Regions from separate parts of the Homo sapiens genome. Here all the other regions are linked to region 1. Evidence: chromatin loops called from intact Hi-C (ENCODE). Cell type or tissue: endothelial cell of umbilical vein. All regions are shown on one strand. Each heading gives the region's core, and the rest is flanking DNA. Links, peaks and the distances in the headings are about the cores only.

What was found. A loop is a pair of places that touch in the nucleus more often than their neighbours do. Peaks named below come from ENCODE experiments on the same cell type or tissue, not always from the same donor. Only the 100,000 strongest peaks of a DNase experiment are listed, where the experiment ranks them.
Region 2: a loop joins it to region 1, with 14 times the contacts of the local background. A loop is called at or near these places in 16 of 110 quality-filtered maps.
Region 3: it touches region 1 in a loop (2.5-fold over the local background); 3 of 110 quality-filtered maps call a loop at or near these places.

The regions. Positions count from the first base shown.
Region 1 is chr6:155,527,543-155,535,607 of GRCh38, reverse strand. No RefSeq gene overlaps it. Among named protein-coding and RNA genes, the nearest start is that of NOX3, 76 kb to the right of the region's middle. In endothelial cell of umbilical vein, for the core only: a CTCF peak has its summit at 5,147 (motif pointing right); DNase peaks (open chromatin) are centred at 5,187 and 6,397; H3K27ac peaks cover 1,555 bases.
Region 2 is chr6:155,337,001-155,345,065 of GRCh38, reverse strand. No RefSeq gene overlaps it. Among named protein-coding and RNA genes, the nearest start is that of TFB1M, 27 kb to the right of the region's middle. In endothelial cell of umbilical vein, for the core only: a CTCF peak has its summit at 4,462 (motif pointing left); no DNase peak of the experiment used is centred there.
Region 3 is chr6:155,415,106-155,423,170 of GRCh38, reverse strand. NOX3 (NADPH oxidase 3) reads left to right here. Exons shown (of 14, transcript NM_015718.3): 10 at 315-477. Among named protein-coding and RNA genes, the nearest start is that of NOX3, 37 kb to the left of the region's middle. RefSeq lists enhancers at 4,560-4,619, 4,720-4,869. In endothelial cell of umbilical vein, for the core only: no CTCF peak of the experiment used is centred there; a DNase peak (open chromatin) is centred at 4,590; H3K27ac peaks cover 387 bases.

The DNA.
Region 1 (8,065 bases), core at 2,764-6,763:
CTTTAATATAATTCAAGACTAAAAGGAAAACGGGTCCTTGCAGGGAAATGGCTGAGTGGAGTTATGAGTAAATAAGTTATAATGTGAGACTGGAGTATCTTGTGTGCTAGAATACTTCCAAGATACATGGGGTCTGTGAAAAGGACATAAGATTCCATTTGAAGGGTTCTTGAATGGCCAGAATTGTGTCAATTTAAGCATTGAAAAGAATAATGATTGCAGCTGTATGAACCCCTTGGCATCTATGAAAGTCCATGTCTTTATAATGACACTCAAAAAAGAGAAAGTCAAAAAATGCATTTGTTATCAATTGAGGTCACTCTTAAAGTAACTCCTTACTTTAAAAATGTGTTAAATAAAAAGAAAAAACTAAGCATTTACTCTGCTTTTCAAGCAAGAACTTTAAGATAACCAAATAGTCTCAACTGATGAAGCAAAAAGTGCTACTTTCTAGAAGAATGCCAAATAATATATTTAGAAGAAATTATTGGATTAGAAACCATCACTTCTAAAATGAAGCTTTTTATTCAGGCAAAGATTATCAATTATTATTAAGTGAATTGTTACTGGGGAACTAAACAGATTTATGATACCAAAAGAGCACTACACAGTCACAAGGAAAAATACATCTGTAAAATGAAGAGCTTGTCACCTTTAAACCATTGCTAAGGTGGACCAACAAGTTATTAATATGCTTATTAGTTTAATAAATATATGACATCATTGATAATACAGTCTAGGCAAAAAAAAAAAAAAAAGACTTATCTTGAACTCACCAGTTGTTTTTCTAGCTTCCAGTTTGCAGTAAATACATGAAAAAAAGAACAAGATCATCAGAACCCATAAAGTTGCAATAAGCAAATCGATGCGGGGAGATTGGCCTGGTTTCCTCAAGAAATCAGTGTCAAGGACAAAGGGGCCATTGTGGATGAAAAGAAACTTTAGGAAAAAAATAACCAGGTATCATGTAAGGACTGGATTCTACTTAGGAAAAATGAAATCAGCTCCAAAGAACATTTTTGTAACAGGTAAGCAAAATTTCATTATATAACAGGTATGAAGAGATATAATGGAATGATTACTAAATGTAATAATGTTATTTTGCATACGTAGGGAAATGTTTCCATTTTTAAGACGCAATCTGAAACATAAAAATAAAATTTAAAAAATGTAATAATGGTCATATAAACAGAATGCAACATGTCACTTTTCTATTATATCAGTTTGTTTTGTTATAGGAGTAGCTCTGAATTCTTTAGGAGGAAAAATGGTTATTTTATGCAAATACACACAAACACACATACATACATTCTATTTCTTTTCTCTTATTGATTAACCTTAAAATTTTAACATGTACGGTAATCATCACATAATCATCATCACCCTCTTATGATTTCACTCATGTTTACATTTTGCTGACTTATCATTGCCATACCTTCCTTTTGAATATGCAATTCTTCTTTCTATATTTCCATTCTTTGATTTTTATTTTTTTTTATTTTTTATTTTTTATTTTTTTTTATTTATTTTTTGTGTCGGAGTCTCGCTCTGCCGCCCAGGCTGGAGTGCAGTGGTGCGATCTTGGCTTACTGCAAGCTCCGCCTCCCGGGTTCACGCCATTCTCCTGCTTCAGCCTCCCGTGTAGCTGGGACTGCAGGTGCCCGCCACCACGCCCAGCTAATTTTTTGTATTTTTAGTAGAAACGGGGTTTCATCATGTTAGCCAGGATGGTCTCAATCTCCTGACCTCATGATCCACCTGTCTCGGCCTCCCAAAGTGCTGGGATTACAGGCGTGAGACACCGCGCCCGGCCCGATATTTCTTTCAGTCTTGTTCCAAGTCTAAATTGTCCTAGTCTTTTTTGTCTGAAAATTTTTTTTGATCTCACACTTAAACCATAATTTAGCTGGGTATAGAAATCTAGTTGAAAGCTATTTCTCAGTTCTTTGAAATCCTGTTTCTTTTGTTTCTGCTTGCTTTTGTTGCCAATTGAAGTGTGAAGACAATCTAAATCGGTATGAATTTGTAGGGTGTTTTTTTTTTTTTGGTGTTCTGCTTTTTTAAATAAACTCTTTCTAGATATGAAATTCCTTTTATCCTGCTAGAAATTCACTGTATGCTTTAAATCTGAAGATTGATGTCTTTCATCAATTCTGGAAAGTCTTCAACCAGGAAAGTCTTTAAACTTTAAATATTACCTCTCTGCCATTCTCAATAATTTCTCCTTCTGCATCTCCTGTTTACGGTGTTGAAACTTCCCATTCTGTTCTCCATGTCTCTTCTCTTTTGTATTTTCCATCTCTTTATCTTTGTGCTTAACATTGAATAATTCCTTCAAATATATCTTATAGTTTATTAATTTTATGTTCAGCTGGGTAACCTATTAGATTTTTTATTTCAAATAGTATATTTTTAATTTCACGAAAATCTATTAATTTCCTTTTCTAACATTTTTAACACCTCTATATACACTAAACATAATTATTTGATATTTTATTTTATATTGCAATTCTTTTATCTCAAAGTCTCAATGTATAATATTCTTTATTTTATATGCTGACTTTTGCACATGGTGGACTATTTTGTCTTGAGTTTTGAAATACTGTATTGTGAGTTCATTATTTGGATGATTGATAGGATCTTTATCAATGAAATATCTATCTTATCATCTGGATTTTTAAAGTATTCCTTGTGATTTTTTTCTCTGCGAGGAGTCCCAGGACTATCAGCAGCCTAGAGTCATTTTATGTTCATCTCTTAACTTGAGGTTTCCAGACAATACAGACAATCTAAATTCAGTCCCCAAATCACTGTGAAGCTATGCCTAAGTTTATTAATTCCCAGGGTTGAGTCTGAGACACACAATCATCTTCATCATCTTTCGGAGCTGATATGTAGAACTTTTCTAAGATTACGTTTCACTAAGCACATAGCCCTTTAAGGGTCTTGGCTTTATGACGCTATAATCTATATCAATTCCACCTCTCTTCCCTGCTAACTCCCAATTTTTCTTATCTCTATACAAGTGTTTCTGTGACAGTCAAATACTCCAGGGTTACACAGTTTCAGCTCACACTTACTAGAGTGATTTTCATTTCCTTCTTACTTTCTGGCCACTATATCATGTTTTCTTTCAAATTCAGCTCTATATTTCGAATAACTTTTGTTATATGTTATCCTACATGTCTAGATGTTAGTTGCAGGTAAGTTTTCAAATCATCTAGTCTGCCATATTGCCATAAATGAAATGATTAATTTTTTTCTTTTAAACATATATGATAAAGATAAATTTTCCTCACTGCCTTTACCATTTTTACTTTTATTCCAGCAGGAAAAAAAATGAATTTACATATACTAACATTGAGTTTCCTTTCATGAATGTCTCCCAATATAAGTTATGTTCCTTTTAAGTTCTTGGTGTACAAACCTTTAAAATCTGTTACTATTATTTTATTGACCTATGTTTGGAAAATAAATTTATTCCTGAAACAGGATATAAGGCAGGGAAAGAACTCTCTCCTTTCATTTGAAATGATCCTGGTTTTCACATGGTAAACTTTATTATTGTCAGCTTTAGTATCTTTAATATTGCTGTCTTCTCTATATCTTGAGAATTACACTTGATTTGTCTCTTATTTCTCAGATATCTTTTTCTGGGTCTATATGTTCTCCTATTCCCAGCAAAAGCTAAGCCTTCTAGTCTCTTTTTATGTCAATGATCTAGGAAGCTCTTTTCTCCTGATTCCACCGGTGAACCTAAATGACCGTGTCTCTTATTACAGCTTTAGCTACTCTTCCTAATCCATTTCTATTGGACTTGCTGCCTCAGACTTGATGTTTTTATCTTTTACAGCACACATTGCACTTTATGTTCATCACAATATGTTCAAAATCCTCAATTTCTTTCTATAGAACAGTATTGTGTCTTCCTGTTCCACTTTATAGCACCAATAAATTCTTTTTTGGAGACAAATAATCTTTTGATGCTTGAGCTTCTGATGTCCCTCCTCTCCTCTCCTCTCTTCAATCTCTGCCTCATGGATACATCAATACACATGATTTATTACTTTCTAGATTAAATTTCCAGAATTCTAAATTCAGAATTCTGAATTCATCATTAATTACAATGTCCTCCCTTCAAATTTAGGCTTATTGAACACCCTAACACAATGATGACATTTAAATTTCCAAACAAATAATTTAAAGTCTATTTATTAATACTATATTTAAAAGATGTCTCCAATACAAATCATCAGCACCATTTTGGGCCAGATAGAAAGAAAAAAAGTATACATCATCATCTCTTCTTCCTTATGCCTCATCATAATTACACGTGCAGGATTTTTCCTCCTTATCGCCATCATGTATGTAAAATCATTTTTATTACCTTTTAACTTTATCAGATAAGCATTTTATAGGATAAAAACAATTCCTATATCCTTGTTTGTGCCAGGAGAGTATCTGTGAGAGCCTTAGCAGAAGGAGATCCAGAAGACAAATCAATTAATAAGTGTAAATTACACTTAATATTTGACAAGCACTATGGTACCAAAGGCAGAGTTCTTGTCCTAGAGGGCCGTACAACTCATTTAATGACAGGAATATGAGATGAGAAAAGGGAACTGAATAACTGCAGGAGTGTGTGTGTGTGTGTGTGTGTGTGTGTGTGTGTGTGTGTTGGTATGTGATGAAGCAAATATAACTATACATGACAATCAAAAACATTTTCAGATATATAAAATATAGAAAGATAGTTCTGTTTTGATTCAAGGATCTTGAAAATTTCTAAGCACTTTTTTGTATCTCCTTTTTATTTTCCATGATACTTTAAAGAGGTAAAGGAAGACATTGGGAAAATGTTTTAAATTATTGTTATAGAAATGAACCCAAACAGGCGCCAACTATGATTTTTTTTTTCAAAAACTCATTGTTACTGAATTCAGATAGTTGCCCATCCTTTATCAGCCATTCAAGTCAATCAAGAATAAAAGATTATTTATTTTTTCAAGATTGATTTTTAATGTGTGGATATTCTTTGAAGCCCTCTGGCTATAATTCATGCAAACACATTCAAAATATATAACTGAAAGGCAAATGTGACTACTCTCTGGACTTCATGGCTTGTCACTGAACACACGTTCACAAAACCTGAGCATGTCCCAGCATCCAGAATCCACAAGATGGCATTAGTGTTCACTTTTTTCCCCCGTTTTAAAGCAGTTAATTTTATGACTGTCACTAAATTGTCTTTTTTTTAAGAAAAAGATAAATATTTTTCCTCTCCTGAGATATTTCTTAATATGATTAACAATGATTAATTTGATATCTTTGGAAAGACTTGAAGTAAAAGAAAATGACTTGCCTGTTCTTCGTATCTGTGTTTTGAAAGTTGATCACCTCATTCCTCCAATTCTATATCTCTCCTCTTTTATAAGACCCAGAGGCTGCACTGTCCAATACAGTCACCAGAAGCCATATGTGCTATTTACATTTATTACACTTAACTTTTAAGATTCAGATCTTCAGGCCAGGTGCAGTGGCTCATCCTGTAATCCCAGCGCTTTGGGAGGCCTAGGCGGGTGGATCACTTGAGGTCAGGAGTTGGAGACCAGCCGGGTCAACATGATGAAACCCTGTCTCTATTAAAAATACAAAAATTAGCTGGGTGAGGTGGCAGGCGCCTGTGGTCCCAGCTACTTGGGAGGCTGAGGCAGGAGAATCACTTGAACCCAGGAAGCGGAGGTTTCAGTGAGCCGAGATCGTGCCACTGCACTCCATCCTGGGTAACAGAGCAAGACAAGACTCCACCTCAAAAAATAATAATAATAATAAGTAAATAAAAATAAATAAATAAATAATAAAATTCAGATCTTTGGTTGCACTAGCCACATTTCATGTGTTCAATAGCCGCATGAGGCTCGTGGCCACCATACTGTACAGAGCAGATATTAAACATTTCATGACCCCAGAAAGCTCTATTGGACAGCACTAACTAAAGAATAATAACTCAGGGACCTGAATCTATATCCAGAAACTGATACGTACAAACAATATCCCCCTGTTGATGATATCTGTCTTTGTGACATTTACATTCTGATATAAAAATAGAGGTGAACAGAACGTTGAAATTTAAATGCAAACTTTCACCCACCTCTGTGTACAGAGTGTTCTAGGAGCATTGCTGCATCCTTCAAAATATTCTCATGTGAGTCGTGTGTTTAGGATGCAAACTACTTTACACAATATTGGGCATCTTCATGACAGCTATTGACGTCTTTAATTATTTTTAACTCCACTTATATTATTGAGCTCAGTGTAGTCATGGCTTTCAGAAGCACAAAAACAAAATAGTAGGGCTGGAAAGGGAGCTGCAGATCATCTGATCCTGCCTTCTTGTATGATTCATTAGGCTGCAAGGCCATAGAATGAGGCATGTGATGTAACAGGAAGTCCTTTGGCCCAGGAGACCAGAAACAAAATCTATTCTGGGAGATCTTGGTTGAACTTTTCTGTACCCAAGTTTCATTACACAGGAAATGAAGGGATTGGGAAAGGTTATTTGCAGGTTTACTTTCAGCTCTCAATGTCTCTCTTGTGTTACATTTAGTGTCAGGAATCAAAGGGGTTTCAAAGTCACAAGATAAAAATAGTACATCTACCTTGAGTATTAATTTTACTCAAAGATTTAAAAAGGAAAAGGTAAGTATGTTGACTGATAAGTGATTTAAAAATTATCTTTTTATCTCTAAAAAATGCAGATGTGTTTTTGGAGGAGATAAAACATAAAATACAAAGAAATATTATGCCAGCACTGAGCTACTTGAGATACACTCCCAAACCCCTTCAGGATTTTCATTCATTCTTTCTGCCTTTAGGGACAGTTTTTAAACATTTGAGAAATGCTTCAATAGGTAATAGCACAGAAGTGAAAAGCCTTCCAATGACAAATTGGGAGACTTCCCTGCTGTTTGATAAGGAATACAAGCTCAGAAATTACAGTTAAATCCGTAACAGGATTAAAGTTCATTCACAAAGAAATACAAAGCAATGATGTAATGCTTAATAGTGATGATGTTGGTAATGATGCCAGAAATCTGGGCTAAATAATTATTAAATTTCATATAAACATAGACTCTGGATTTCCTAGAGGCTAGGTAAAGAGAAAACAGAATGGGTGATATCATTCTCATTTTATAATAAATGAAGAATATAGTCACATAAGAAAAATAGACAAACATTCCCAAACTAAAAAATAAAAAATAAAAAAAATCAGAGAGATTGAATGCAAGTGTGTTTTATAAGAAACATAAATTAACATTGTGTTTAATAGCAATTTTACAAATGATAGAGAGGTATTCTTCATAAAGCCATTTCTTAGATTGACCCTGGATAAAGGTCAAAAACATGTTAATGTATTGGGAATTTGTCGAACCACTTCTACAGAAAGGGAAACACTAATATTCTCCAGGCATATAGCATTTGGGTGACCTAACTTGGAAGAAGGGTAGAGCTTAGAAAATTTGAAGAAATGGATGACTAGAATGCTCACTTCTAATTTTTAAATAACAAGTGCCTTATTACTTATTTTGCCCATTAAAATACCACCAATGCCAAAAGAAAGCCATATCATACCAAAAGGAATGAATTTAGATACACCATCAAATATCAGTTGTTTGAAAGAGAGATGATACAGGAGAAGCATCTATAATGATGTTTCTTGTCCCTAAAAATAAACCACCAACAAATATTAATTATCCAAGATCCTACTGTCAACTAAGATAAAAATATATTGCTAATTCTTGTCTTGGATTTTCAAGTGGCAATGGTGATTAGGTACTAATCAGTAGATAACCTTTCTTCCTTGAATATTTTTTATCGCGGTAAAAAGCACATGCGATTACATTTACCATCTTAACCATTTAAGTGTATAGTTCTGTGGTCTTAAGTACATTCCCATTGTTGTGCAATATATCTGTAGCACTTTTCATCTTGCAAAACTGAAACTTTACCCATTAAACACCTTTTCCCTCAACCCTTGGCAACCACCATTTTACTTTCTTTCTAT
Region 2 (8,065 bases), core at 2,732-6,731, 190 kb after region 1:
TCTTGGTGGGAGTGTAAATTAGTTCAACCATTGTGGAAAGCAGTATGGCAATTCTTCAAAGATCTAAAGATCTACCATTCAACCCAGCAGTCCCATTGCTGTGTATATACCCAGAGGAATTTAAATTATTTGACCATAAAGACACATGCATGAGAATGTTCACTGCAGCACTATTCACAATAGCAAAGACATAGAATCAACCTAAATGTCCATCAATGACAAATTGGATAAAGAAAATGTGGTACATATATACCGAGGAGTACTATGCAGCCATAAAAAGAATGACATCATGTCTTTTGTGGGAACATGGATGGAGCTGGAGGCAAACTAACACAGAAACTAACATAGCTTCTTAGCAAACTTACACAGAAATCCAAATACCGCATGTTCTCACTTATAAGTGGGAGCTAAATGATGAGAACTCATGAAGAAAAAGAAGGGAACAACAGATACTGAGGTCTACTTGAGAGTGGAGAAAATAACTATTGGGTGCTAGGTTTAACACCTGGGTGATGAAATAATCTGTACAACAAACAGCTGCAACAGAAGTTTACTTATATAACAAACCTTCACATGAACCCTGAACCTAAAATAACAGGTTTTTTTTTTTAATTAGATGAGGCTGGAGACAGAGCTGGCCCAGATCACATGAGGCTTTGCAGATATCATAAGGAGTTTGGTCTTTAAGAGCAATTGGAAGCCATTCCAAGCTTTCAAGAAACATCAGATTTTCATTTTTTAAAGTTCATCTGGATACAGTGTAAGAAATGTATTACAGTTGGGAGGTGCTTCAGTCACCCTGAGATAGATGACAGTAGTGCCACTATAGGGAGCCAGTGAGTTAGAGAGGAGTGTATGCATAGTAGGGATATTTACAAGGTAAAATCCAAAGGACTTGGCTGTGTTAAAGAAATACACGAATGTATTAGTGAATCAGTCTTCAAAACAGTCCATATTTACTTAATCTTCCCACTTGCCATAATGACTAAATTTTAGAAAATTTCTTTATGCAAATGGTAATTTTTTAAAAACAGAAAATATAAAGCTCCATCTAATATTAGTGTTTTACAAAAAAAGGCATATGAGCTTTTATACCTTATGGACCTTATTCCAAATAGAAGATGAAGAGTCTTGAATTCAGTTATTTTTTCCCTGTGAATATATTTGTATGAGACTCTTCTAGGTCTCTGATTCATTTCCTATATTTATTAATATGTAAATGTTAATAGCCTCCTTTAATTTACAGCCAAGCTACAGATCACCATTTCTCAAAGTGTGTTCCCCAGAACTAGCCCTTTTTTTCTTCAATAATGGTTAAATATATAACAGTTTCATTACTGGAGGCTTTCAAAGCCTTTAATATGCTAACATGCATTGTGAACTTCCAAAGCAGAAATCTGGAACACATCTCAACTCATGTGTCATGGAATGCGTTCCACTGAACATATCAGTGATCTGGTATTCCATAAGATCCCTTAAGTAACAGGCCATGTGCATCTTGGCTTAGCTCCTTGAGCAAAGTTTTTCATATAACATGTCTGTATAATTTTTTAAATGAATGACAATATGGATTAAGAGTTGCAAACTTTAAGACCAAGTCTGTTAGCTAAGTGACATGACAAAGGACTGACAAATGCCCTATGCCTCTAATGAGGGCATCAATAGAAGGACAGCCAGCTAACTTGTTGATATGTAAAAAATTTTTAAAGGGAAGCCAAAAATCCATATTTCTATATGAAATTTCATACTATTTCTTAGTGCCTCAGGCCAAACAGAACATATAGGCTAAAAGTTTGAACTTCTAAGACATTCGAACACACATTACATTTCACTACTTAAAAAAAAAAAATGGTCAGGCGAAGTTGCTTAGTGGAGTAACCAAGAATCCTCCTGTGAGATCCATAAAAGCTTTTCTTCCTTTTAAGGAACTCACACTTTTAATTTTCCATTATGAAAATTTCCATTTCTATTTTTTAATTTTCTTCTTGAGGAAAAGTAACTCCTTCACTGCCTGGAGGCATCATTAGAGACCCTAAAAGAGATAACTTAGCAAATAATACTGTTAAACCTTGAAAGAAATCATTATTTCATTATAAAGCACATTTTCTCCCTGGTTCAGGAAAGACCAGGTCATTCAGGAATAAAGAGCAATAGAAAAGCAATCCCATTTGAGAAAGCACATTATTACACCAGAGGCAAACACTTAGATATAGCAATGCAATCAGACCAGAGTTTAATTACAGATGTGATCGTTTATCTGTTTTGCTAAAAAGAAGTAATGTGACTGCTTAAACTACAGTAAACTCTCAGTTATTTGGGACCTTATTTATCAACTTATTGGTTACCCACCCCAATTTTTTTCCTTTCTTGCTAAGCATATTTGTCTATTTCAATACTAACAGGTACAGGAAAATGCACACTTAGTAAGTTTGCATTTCTTAAATTTCATTAAAACTACCCACAAACGTACACACACCATACATACAGGGTTAGGTAGTCTATGTTTTGTTTCTTATTTATGCTGTTTCTATAATGGGTGCTTTATTGTTTACCATGTGATTAAAATTCTATTCATATATCTTTTTCCTTTTTTATCATTTAGAAGTCCAGCATGAATAGTGGGGAAAAAAAATGTAGTAGTAGTATGGTTCTATTTCGTAAAAATCAATTGTATTTTTAAATGAAGTGTTTACTTGAAACAATGAGATTTTTTACTGCTAATGAAACCGTATATATAATAACACCTCTCGAAGCTGAAGATAACTTGTTTCCTGACCTCAACAGTCTAAAAAATATCCAATAACCAAGAAAATGGAATTTGAACTAATACGTCTGCATGAGCCAAAACAGATAATAACAACAACAAATAATGCCATCACCTCATGCAGCCAGGGCAGGCTGTCTTCAAATCCCTTTAAAAGATTTTCATAAACATAATCTCATTTGATCTGCTAAATAGCATTATAGTAGTTTCCCCTTATCCATGGGGGACATGTTCCAGAGCCCCAGTGCGTGCCTGAAACCATAAATAGTATAAAATCCTATATATACTACTTTTTCCATACATACATACAATAAAGTTTAATTTATATATTAGGCACAGTAAGGGATTAACATTATCAAATAATAAAATAGAACAATTACAAAAATATACTACAATAAGTTATGTGGATGTGCTTGCTCTCTTTATCTCTCTCAAAATATCTTATTACACTGTACTCATTGTTCTTCTGATAATTTGAGATGATACATGCCTACATGATACATGAAATGAGGTGAATGAAGTAGGCATTGTGATGCAGCATTAGGCAACTATTTGACTTTCTGATGACCCTTCAGAAGGAAGAGTGTCTGCTTTGGGTGATCCTGGATCATCAAGCCATGACTATGTCAATGGTTGGATGTCAGGAACACATGATGTCAGTGGCTAACTAGGTAGGTAGTGTAATGGGCAGGTGGATACACAGGACAAAGGGATGATTAAGGACCTGGGTGGGACAGAGCAGGATGGCATGAGAGTTCATTGTGCTTCTCAAAATAGCATTTGATTTAAAATTTATGACTCGTTTATTTCTGAAATTTTCCATTTAATGTTTTTGTACTGCAGTTGACCATGAGTAACTGAAACCACAGAAAGCAAAACCACAGATAAGGAGGAACTACTGTGTAATTTTTAAAAGGGTTGGCAATCTTATTCCCATTACTCAGATGAAAATTGTAGGGTTACCGTATTTCATCCAAATAATGACAATGACTGGAGCACTATTAATAATTATGCCTGGACAACAAACATAAACTTGAGATGGTCACAGGCAAACCAGAACATACAGTCATCCTAGAAATACTATGTCATAAAGTCATGCTTTTGCTTAGGCAAGCTCCTCAGGCCATCTCTAAGAGCTTATTTGCTCCTGCTAATAGGTGATGTACCTCCCCCATGAGGCAAGATGTTATTTGTGGCTAAGGGGAGCAAAGTCAATCTAGAAGGGTAGGGTTGACCTGGGAGTCTAAAACAGATGAATTAGGCTAATGGTACAAATCACAATGACCAGGGCACTTAGTGAACTTGTGGCTAACAACAGATCCCAAAGGGGCCCAGCCTCAGCTCCAGCCCATACTGTTGTAACAAGGAAGAACGTTGCTTTTCAAAGACCTGCTGTGTGATGCATGCCTGAGTCAATGAGACAGGCCCGCCAGTCTCCTTCTCACAACAGATCCCAAGGGGACCCAGTCTCAAATCCAGCCCCTCTAGCTGCAGTCAGGGACCTATATCACCTGTGCAGAGACCTGCTGGGAGGCATACCCATCTGAGCCATCAGGACAGTCTTCTGGACTTACTGGCCAGTATTCCCACTCAGCCCCAGTACCCTCCTTGGGTCCTCACCAGGCTCATCTGAGCCAGAAGGCCACACAAACTTTGGAATCCTCACAAGACCTGGAGTAAGCCTGAGCTTATAGTGTCCTCTAGTGCTGAGACAGCTACAGTGGTCACAGGCTCAGGAAAACCAAGACAGTCTGCTTAAAATCCCTAGAAGGCCCTCTGACAGGGACAGGCACAAACAAGGCCAATTTGTGAAGGCTAAAATGAATACCTAATCCCTCAATGCTCAGACATGGTCACACGTCACAAGCATCAAGAACGTTCAAGGAAATATGACCTCACCAAACAGACAAAATAAGGTGCCAGAAGCTGACCCTGAAAGTGATGGAAATGTGTAATCTCTTGGACAAAGAATTTTAAATAGCTGTTTTAAGGAAGCTCAACAAACTTCAAGAAAACACAGAGAATCAATTCAGAAATTTATCGGAGAAATTTAAGGGAGAGATTGAAATAACTTTTTAAAAATCAAACAAATCCTGGAGGTAAAAAATACAATTAATGAGATTAAAAAATGCAATAGAGAGCATCAACAGCAGAACTGGTCAATTGGAAGAAAGAAATAGTAAGCTCAAAGACAGACTATTTGAAAGTCAGAGGGCTCACGCTTGTAATCCCAGCACTTTTGGAGGCCGAGGTGGGTGGATCACCTGAGATTGGGAGTTTGAGACCAGCCTGACCAACATGGAGAAACCCCATCTCTACTAAAAATATAAAATTAGCTGGGCGTGGTGGCACATGCCTGTAATCCCAACCACTTGGGAGGCTGAGGCAGAAGAATCACTTGAACCCGGGAGGTGGAGGTTGCGGTGAACCAAGATCGCACCATTGCACTCCAGCCTGGGCAACAAAAGTGAAACTGTTTAAAAAAAAAAAAAAATCTTTGCCTAGACATATTGTCATTAGGTTATCCAAAGCTAAGACAAAGGAAAGAATTTTAAGAGCTGTGAGACAGAAGCACCAGGTAGCCTATAAAGGAAAATCTATCAGATTAACAGCAGATTTCTCAGCAGAAACCCTATAAGCTAGAAGGGACTATCTTCAGCCTCCTCAAACAAAACAATTATCAGCCAAGAATTTTGTATCCAAGCAAAACTAAGCATCATATCTGAAGGAAAGATAAAGTCATTTTCAGACAAACAAATGCTGAGAGAATTTGCCATTACCAAGCCAACCACTATAAGAACTGCCAAAAGGAGCTCTAAATCTTGAAACAAATCCTGGAAACACATCAAAACAGAACCTCTTTAAACTATAAATCACACAGGACCTATAAAACAAAAATACAAGTTAAAAAGCAAAAACAAAAACCAAAAAACCAAAGTACCCAAGCAACAAAGAGCATGATGAATGCAATGGTACCTTCAATACTAACATTAAATGTAAATGGCCTAAGAGCTCCACTTAAAAGGTACAGAACTGCAGAATGGATAAGAACTCACCAACCAACTATCTGCTGCCTTCAGGAGACTCACCTAAGTATTCACATAAACTTATAGGGGTGGAAAAAGGCATTTCATGCAAATGGAAACCAAAAGCAAGCAGGTGTAGCTATTATATCACAGAAAACAAACTTTAAAGCAACAGTGGTTAAAACAGACAAAGAGGGATATGACGTAATGGTAAAAGGCCTTGTTCAACAGGAAAATATCACAATCCTAAACATATATGCACCTAATACTGGAGCTCCCAAATTTATAAAGCAATTACTAACAGACCTAACAAACAAGAGAGACAGCAACACAATAATAGTGGGGACTCCAATACTCCACTGATAGCACTAGACAAGTCATCAAGACAGAAAGTCAACAAAGAAACAATAGACTTAAAACTATACCTTAAAACAAATGGACTTCACAGACTTCCATCCAACAACCACAAAATACACATTCTATTCAACAGCACATAGAACTTTCTCCAAGATAGACCGTATGATAGGCAATAAAACAAAGCTTAATAAATTTAAGAAAATTGAAATTATATCAAGCACTGTCTCAGACTACAGTGGGATAAAACTGGAAATCAACTCCAAAAGGAACCTTCAAAACAATGCAAATACATGGATATTAAATAATCTGTTCCTGAATGAGCACTGGGTCAAAAGCAAAATCAAGATGGAAATTTAAAAATTATTTGAACTTAATGATAATAATGACATCACCTATCAAAACCTCTGGGATATAGCTAAGGTGGTGCTAAGATGAAAGATCATAGCCCTAAATGCCTAAATCAAGAAGTCTGAAAGAGCACAAACAGATAATCTAAGGTCACACCTCAAGGTACTAGAGAAACAAGATCAAACCAAACCCAAACCCAGCAGAAGAAAGGAAGTAACCAAGATCAGAGCAGAACTAAATGAAATTGAAACAAAAAAAAACACAAAAGATAAATGAAACAAAAAGCTGGTTCTTTGAAAAGACAAATAAAATTGATAGACCATTAGCAAGATTAGCCAAGAAGACAGAAGATCTAAATAATCTCACATTATTACAACTGATACCACCGAAAAGAAAAAGATAATTCAAGGCTACTATGAACACCTTTACACACATAAACTAGAAAACCTAGAAGAGATGGATAAATTCCTGGAAAAATACAACCCTCCTAGCTTAAATCAGAAGAATTAGACACCCTGAACAGACTGAAATGGTAATTTAAAAGTTACCAACAAAAAAACGTCCAGGATCAGATGGAGTCACAGCAGAATTCTACCAGATATTCAAAGAAAAATTGGTACCAATCCTTTTTTTTTTTTTGAGACGGACTCTCGCTCTGTCACCCAGGCTGGAGTGTACTGGCGCGATCTCAGCTCACTGCAAGCTCCGCCTTCCGGGTTCATGCCATTCTGCTGCCTCAGCCTCCCAAGTAGCTGGGACTACATGCACCCACAACCATGCCCAGCTAATTTTTTGTATTTTTAGTAGAGACGGGGTTTCACCACGTTAGCCAGGATGGTCTCGATCTCCTGACCTCGTGATCTGCCTGCCTCGGCCTCCCAAAGTGCTGAGATTACAGGCGTGAGCAACTGCACCCGGCCGGTACCAATCCTTTTGACAGAGATCCTTTTCACAAGATAGAGAAAGAAGCAACCCTCCCTAATTCGTTCTATAAAGCCAGCATCACCCTAATACCAAAATCAGGAAAGGACATAACCAAAAAAGAAAACTACAGACCTATATCCTTGATGAACATGGATGCTAAAATCCTTAAAGTACTAGCTAACTGAATCCAACAACATATCAAAAAGATAGTCCATCATGATCAACTGGGTTTCATACCAGGGATGCAGGGATGGTTTAACACACACAAGTCAATAAATGTGATACACCACATAAACAGAATTAAAAACAAAAATCACATGATCATCTCAATAGATGCAGAAAAGGCATTTGACAAAATCCAGCATCCTTTATGATTAAAACTCTCAGCAAAATCGGTATATAAGAGACATACTTTAATGTAATAAAAGCCATCTATGACAAACCCACAGCCAACATAATACTGAATGGGGAAAAGTTGAAAGCATTCCCTCTGAGAACTGGAATAAGACAAGGATGCCCACTCTTATCACTTCTCTTCAATATAGTACTGGAAGTCCTAGCTAGAGAAATCAGACAAGAGAAAGAAAGAAAGCACATCCAAATTGGTAAAGAGGAAGTCAAACTGTCAATGTTTGCTGATGATATG
Region 3 (8,065 bases), core at 2,732-6,731, 110 kb after region 1:
CCAAAACAAGCTTCTAAGCGCTGTAAGGAGAGCATGCCACATGGACGAGGCCTGAGCTATAGCGAGAGATGTCAGGCTTTGTCCTTCCATGAACAGTGCCTGGGCCAGGACAACCTCGTTGTCTCCCAATAAGGCAGAGCTGGAAATCCTCATGCTAACCCCAGGCTCTCCAAATAGGGCATTTTCAGGCACAGAGTCAACCTCTGCATGCACTGGCAAACACGTCCTGTAAAAAGCACCAGCTCCGGATGGTTCTGGGTTCACGAGCAAGGTGTTCTGAAGGTCAAATAGGCTGCATTCCTCTATGATTCCAGGCTGGCAGTGGACGGGCCCTTTGGAACTGCCCTGACAGATGTATTTCACTACCCAGTGTGTGTGTGCGTTGCCGCGGGGATCGGAGTCACTCCCTTCGCTGCTCTTCTGAAATCTATATGGTACAAATGCAGTGAGGCACAGACCCCACTGAAGCTGAGCAAGGTACGGAAAAATCATTAGTTCACCCTTCCATGGATTAAAAGGTTCAATGTCCTTATATCTATCATCTGCCGATTCTTGGGGAGGATTTTAATTAACTATGAGGGATAAACTCAAGGATCCTTAACTATACTTATGTTCTTAAAAATCTCCACTCAGTATTACATTTATGAGTAGGGTTATGTCTAATCTTGTTAAAGATGACAAGACATAAATTTTATTGCTTCATTGCCATTACAGGACATGTAATTGCTCATCTCAGTAAAATATGGACAGGCTGCAAATGGCTATGTGACTGGGTGGCAGTTCGCAATATTAAGAGGCAACCTCTCCTTAGTCTCTTTAGCTTCAGACTGTGGTTGCAAGTGTACAATTCGATGTCCTCCTCTCGTGGACTCAGTCCTAACAAGAAGCCACAATTGGGATTTATTGGCCGGCTTGCTGTGGGGTGGCCATCCCGCTCTGAATCTCCCTTTTGTCATTTCCTGTATGTTTTACAACTAGATGCCTCTAGAATTTCTTTCCGTCCTTTGTCGTATCTAGACACTCCATCCGATACTTGGACCCTCTTAGGACCAGCAGCAGGCACTAGAGCAATGGTAGGCAAAGAGCCCTGATAACCCAAAGCCGTATGAATGCAGGAGGAGTGAGGATGGCAGACGAGCTTGGTGCTGGGCCGTCCTGCATATCTTCTCTGCTTAACCCTTTGTCCACAGTGTCCTCATCTATCAAAGGGAGACGCTTGACTTAACCACCAGGTCTCAATGTGTAAACCATGGGACATCTGTCACCTGACATGATCCACTAGAGAGAATTCCGTAGTCAAAGGAACTTAAGCAACGCTCCTGCAACATCCCACTCTAGAAGACATCATCCACTAGCCATTAAATAAGTTCTGCGGGGGTGGGGCGCAGTAGCTCATGCCTGTAACCCCAGCACTTTGGGAGATTGAAGTGGGAGGATCACTTGAGGCCAGGAGTTTGACGCTAGACCAGCCCGGGCCGCATAGAGAGACATCATCTCTGCAAGAAAATTAAATATTAGGGAGTTCAAAGCAGTGAGCCGTGATCGCACCACTGCACTCCAGCCTGGGCAACAGAGCGAGACTCTGTCTCTAAAAAAAGTTCCGCAGAAAAGATCCTCATTCAGTTTTGTTTCATCTATCTTTCCCAAGCTTATTTAGCTACAGAACCTTTCCTCACCTAACACCTATCAAGAATTCGTATTCTGTGAAGCATCCCAGGCAATGAGGGCTAGAAGATCTCTAAACTCGGGTCTCTGCCAACTAAGAAACAGCAGTTAACTATTTCATGAGTTTCCAAGTGACAGGTCCTTGACATACATTTTCTCATTTGAATTTTTTAATCTCCCCAACAACCTTATAAAGTAAGTAACACAAGGCCTGTTTTCCAGGTAAGGAACCTGAAGCTTGGAGAGATTAAATTGATTTTCCTGAAAAGACATGGGTAATCAAAGGCAGAATCAGGATTCAAACTTAGGTTCATCTGGCTCTTTCCATGACAAAACCAACACATGGTAGACGTGACCCCCAGCTCCTCCTGCAACCCTGGAGCAATATTTTAGGAAGACGGTGGGATTCCTGCTCATAGAATCGGCACCTGAATTTTGCTGTCATCAAAGAACATGCCTGATTCCACCCTGACTGAAATACTGCCTGCAGTTCACCTCTCTGAGCTGAGTTTCCTGATCCACATAACGGAGAAATAAGAATCCATATCCAACAGGGAGTTTTAATGCTAAATAAGACAAATAATATGGAAATATTACCATAGAAATGTGTATACAGAAATATAGATGATTATCTAAATGCTGATTGTATCTACCAAAGGTATAAATAGGTTACCAGTACTGCTATTACTAATGGCCTAGATTTATCAAGCACTGACTACCTAACAGGAAGGAAACTGGGCATTTTACATGCACTATCTCATGCCATCTTTTCGTCATACTTATCATTTTTATTCCCATTTTACAGATGAGAAAACTAAGGCCTGATCACAAAGCTAATAGAAATGACAGTCATTTTACTAAATGCTCATAATAGCTCATTCAGATAGGTAATATTCTCAATACTGATGAGGACCCTGACACACAGAGAGCTAAATAATACTAGAACTAGAGTTTGAATCTAGATCCTTCTGGCACCAAAGCTCATCTTCTTTCCTCTACGCCATAATATATTTAACAAAGCAAGCAAAACAGTGACTGGGATATTTGGACCTCACAGCAATGCTTTGTTTTGGTTCGTGATGATTTTTCAGCCACCCTAAGTTCTTCCTTCCCTCTTGCTGCCTACCAAGTAAATCCCACTCAGAGAGGTGGCTCACTGCTTCATGGTTTCCACGACACTAAAAGTCACTTCATGCTTCACAGGAAGATGGTGGTGGATAGCGTGTCTCATTTTCATTCACTCACTAATCCAACTAATATTTCAAGTCCTGCTCAGAGACATGCAAAGTCTCATTGTCATTACACCCGACTCACAATCACCTCCCCCTTCTCTTAACCTCCACCACTCCTTTGCTGCCCTACTGTTATGTCACATATCTTTCCTGTATTAAGATTCGTGAAATAATCTTATTTTCTCTAACAGACTGTGAGTTCCTTGAACATAGCTTCTCTGGATATCTTCATACATATATATATATACACATACAACATGTGATAACTATATATATAGTAAAAATATTGAATAAATCAATGAGTGAATAAATGTCTACATGTCCAAAAAGAATAAACAATGGCTTCTGTACACAATTTTCTTTAAAATTTAAGGGTATTAAGGTTTTGTTTATGTAACCAAAAAAATTCTTCAATGATTTTTACTAAATTCCAATTATTTTACTAGGAATATAGAGGAAAAATCTTATAAGAACCCCCAAAAATTTTAAAATTCATACAGGAGCCTACAAAATCTTAATTTTGCCTCCTTTCTCAGCATTCCATTGTCATTCCTGGGCTCTGCTTGTGGCGTTTCTCAAGGCTTTCAGCACTGCAGTCACCACAAAACCATAAAATAGGGACATTGATCTCTATTCCAAGAAACAGAAACAGTAGAGTAAAAAATATAAAAGCAATGTTTTCATCGCTTATAAAAATGTGAGGGACTATTTGGACACGACTCAGGTGAAAATAAGGGCAGAAATAATGTCATATGGGAGAAAGGAAGCTAAAGTGTGGAATCATAAAATAACTTAAAGGTCCTAATCTCCTAGCTTTGCATAGGACCATGAAAGTCAGTATCTGCACCTCGAGCGGAGATGATTTGTCCAAAGTCACCCAGCTTGTTCACCACTGAGTCAGGACCTGAGCATGTGTTTCTGATTTCTGCTTCAAAGTTCTTTCATGGAAGAAGTGAGGTTTTCATGCTATTGAAAGTTTGGGCTGAAAATTACAGTTCAGATCCAATTCCTTAAGCGTCTGCAGGCATGAGAACAGGTTTAGGAAGTTTCTCTCTTTTAAAGCAACTTTGTGTTGGTTTGAGTATAGCTACTATTAGGCTTATGTAACTAATATTTGTCAGGGCTACCTACATGCTTTTGAGATATAAAGACTACTCCTTCCACTAAACTGTCAGAGTCTATATAATTTTTGAAGTGCCACAGAGCAAAGCAGTACATATTTATCTAACGGTGTCTTCACAATTTTAAGTCTGGACTATAGTTTTCAGATTGTCCTCTTTTGTAATAAGGAAGGAAAGGACAACTCGCATAGGCGTTGAGAGCCAGAATTTTAAGCTTAAATGGTTAACTGCGATTAGGTGGGATTTTTTTTTCCTCCATGTGTAAAAACACTGGTTGGCATAAGGCATACATTTTTACACACAAAACTCAAGTTGCAAGTCTATAGGAAAAAATGTGCACCAAAGTTTTCTCAATTGTCACCGTTGCAAACTAGAACTTCTTTACCCTTCTCCTCTGTTGCATTATTCTAGAAAACTTCTAAGTAAAATGCAGGAGCACAACCAATAAGGCGCCTGCCACTTCCTCAGTGGGAAGCGTCATAAGTAGTACTTTCCATTTGAAGCTGATGTCTTAAAATATCTTTGTTTCTAAGTACTTTTGTTTTGAAAGATCTGGGAGGGGGCGGGGAGTGGAAGGGGAGGGGGAAGAATGGGCAGGAGGGGATTTCCCAAGAAGGCCAAATAACAAGAAGTATAATGATGGCTTGCTGTGATGAAAATGGAAAAAAGTTGTAATACATGAAAGAAATATTTTCAACGCAGAAGTAAGAGCCAAACTTCACTGAGTTGAAGGCAGCTGAGAACGCTGTGCCCCTGTGGGATGAGGGAAGGCTGAGGGTGGTTGAGAATTCTCTGTGATGCAATATGGAGGAAGCTGAATGCTGGGGGTGAAAAATGCCCTCTAGCAATAAAGTCCTCCACCTCCTGCCTAACGGGTATGATTAATTCTACATCACACTCAATTTGTGAAAAGAGCTCTTGAAAAAAAATTAGGACGGTTTGCTTGTGCAAACTGTCAAAATGATGAATGAAATAGGTGTGTATGAATGGGGAGGGAGGGGGAGGATTGCTGACATAAATAGATTGGCTTACACATTTTAGTTCTCCCTAATATCACAGCTGTGCAGTCAGGACTGAGACAACTGCCAACTGCAAGATGCGGTTCGTTTTCTTAACTGCATATGTAGTCTTCAGACTACGATACAACAGATTATACAAGAACTGAGATAATCTCATTTCTTCATAAATTGTCTTCCTTCATCAGCTCCATAATATATAACCATGATAATGGGTATTTATAGTGTGTCCCATGCAAAATGGCCTTTGGGTTCTTAACCTAATATAATAAACAGATAATTCAAATAAAAAGACAGCACGGGCCAGTGGGAACAAGGGAAAGAGGCCAAAAAAGACAAAAAATCCATACTCTACTAAAATATATTAATAAAACAAAGGAGGGCCTGCTCTCTTTTCTAGTGAATGAAAAATGCATTTAATTTAATCTGTTTACTTTGAGAAATTATTTACTTTCACTTTCCCTCACACTGGAGCTCTGACTACTCCTGGAACTGATCATCTCTACTAATCACCAAGATTCCTGCCATCAGTTGGCCTCTTTAGGAGGGGCCATTCATGCTTCTCCTAAAGAAATGTATGCTTCTTGTCTTTCCTCGGAGGGCCTCAAAAGGCCTCAGTACCCCATCAGCCCTCACCATTGCTCTGTGCGGAAGTGACCAGTATTAATATGTTTAATATCTTGGTTTATTAACCACAGATTGCGTGACTACAGTCTTCTTGCAAAAGAGTCCAATGAAATACACAAACATTTTAAAATCTCCCTTCACCTCCCTCCCCAAACTAAACACCTCCCCAACTTTGCTCCCTAAGAAACTCACCATTAAACAGTTGAATATGTCTCATTCCATTCCTTTTCCATGCATTTATATGCATATACCTATACACATTCATGCATAAATAGGGGTGTGTGTGTGTAGAAGGCAGAGGAAGTGTAATTTGTTTTGTTTTTCATTAAAGCATAACTTCGGGCACCGTCAGTGTCAATACCTGATGATCTATTTCATTTTGTTTGGTGTCTTTAGAGTATTCCATAGTGTGGATAGGCCACAATTTATGGAATCATTCTGCTATTAAATAATGTTTCAGGCCAGGTGTGGTGGCTCACACCTGCAATCCCAGCATTTTGGGAGGTCGAGGTGGGCGGAACACCTGAGGCCAGGAGTTGGAGACCAGCCTGACCAACATGGCAAAACCCCATCTCTACTAAAAATACAAAAATTAGCCGGGCGTGGTGTCAGGTGCCTGTAATCCCAGCTACTCGGGAGGCTGAGGCATAAGAATTGCTTGAACCTGGGAGGTGGAGGTTGCAGTGAACTGAGATTGCACCACTGCACTCCAGCCTGGAGGATAGCGCGAGACTCCGTCTCAAAAAAAAAAAAAAAAAAAAAAAAGAATGTTTCAGATGTTTCAGTTGTCCAACAAGGATTATTAACTGTAATTAGACCAAACGGAGGCCCAAAAGAGATCAGTCCTCAGCCACAGGGCGAAGTAGCAATATAGTCATGAAATAGTTAACATTGAGGATAATCACATTCAGAAAATGTCTTAAGGATGAAAAATTATTGACAAAGCCTGGTCTTGGCCTTATAATGGTTCACCAGAAAAACAATTTTATAACTGTATCACTTTAAACTAGAACTTTTACACATTAGGTAGGCTTATCATTAAGAAGAAATATTTCTTCTTTTATTTCTTCTTATTTGCTATTGTATTAATCCAGGATTCCCTTAACAAAAACAAAATAAAAACCAGGACAATAAGAGTGATCATTTATTGAGGAGGTAATATATTTTCTAAACACCAGTCTTTATCTTTTCACAGAGAGAAATTCTCCTTTTGGAAAATGATCCTGATTCCCCTCTATGCAGAGCTTCTGTCATCCTGCTGGTTTCAAGCTTCTGTCTGTTCTGTTCTTTCTTTTGCACAGTGTGGGGTACAGAGGCGTGCTGCCCAGCAGGAGGCAGGTGGCACTGCAAGCCACTGCCCTTCTCCTTGAGGAGGCGATGGTCAAGGTGGGCCCCTGGCTCCCTGTAAAACGCCTCTAGGTGAGTTTAGCACACACCGAGCCTGGTGAGGGGCTTCCCCTTCATGGAGCACATCTTCATGATGAATGCTGAGATTCTGCTTCTGACACTGGTGCTAGAGGTCAAGTTTGGCTTCCCTTCTCAGTGACCAGGAGTGACCAGTGGGAACACATGCCAAGCAAGGCGCATGTCCCTCTTTGCTCTATAATATACTGTCTTCATTCTTCATTCTCTAAGCTCCTCCAAATGACAAACAAGGATAGTAACAATAGCAGCTAACATCTTCTGAGCACTTACTGTGTCTGCCAGACGTTGCATTAAATGCTTCAGTAAAACATATCCTTTCATCCTCACAATAACCTCAGGAGCTATTGTTCTGTGTTTATTGCCATTTTACATACGCAGTAATCTAGGTTGGAGTTAAATAACTTTTGCCCAGTTGCACAAGTTATTTGCAACTTCTACCTGCATGGTGAAGCCAGCAGCAGTCTACCACAGCAGATGGGCTTCATAGGCTCACAACGCTGAGCTGTTGTACCATGCTACACTATATCCTAAACCTGTATTCTTGTGTACACTTTCCTTGTTTAGAGGGGTTCTGGGCCATAAATAAATACATAGGTAAATAATTTTTTTTCTGTTTCATTCTCTGGAAATTTATTTTGGATATAAAGACATACAGATTGCATTTGTGAAAGTGCCCTCTGCCTGTGTTCATGGATATCTATTCAAGATACGGCACAAGTTTTGGAGATGTAATCGCCTGAAAGCATCCAACTTTGATTAGAGAGTCTGAGCTCTCATAGTAACACAGATTGGTAGTGCTTCTCAATTCATTTTCTGAAACTGTTTATCAAAATTTAGCACAGTTCCATTTCCTACTGGCCCCAGACCTCTTTGACCTGGTCCCTATGTGCTGCTGAAGAATTCTTAAAGAGAAGCCTTGGCTTGGGAAAACATGAAAATGAGAAGGGACACACAGAGAGCCCAAACTTGTGACTGTCGC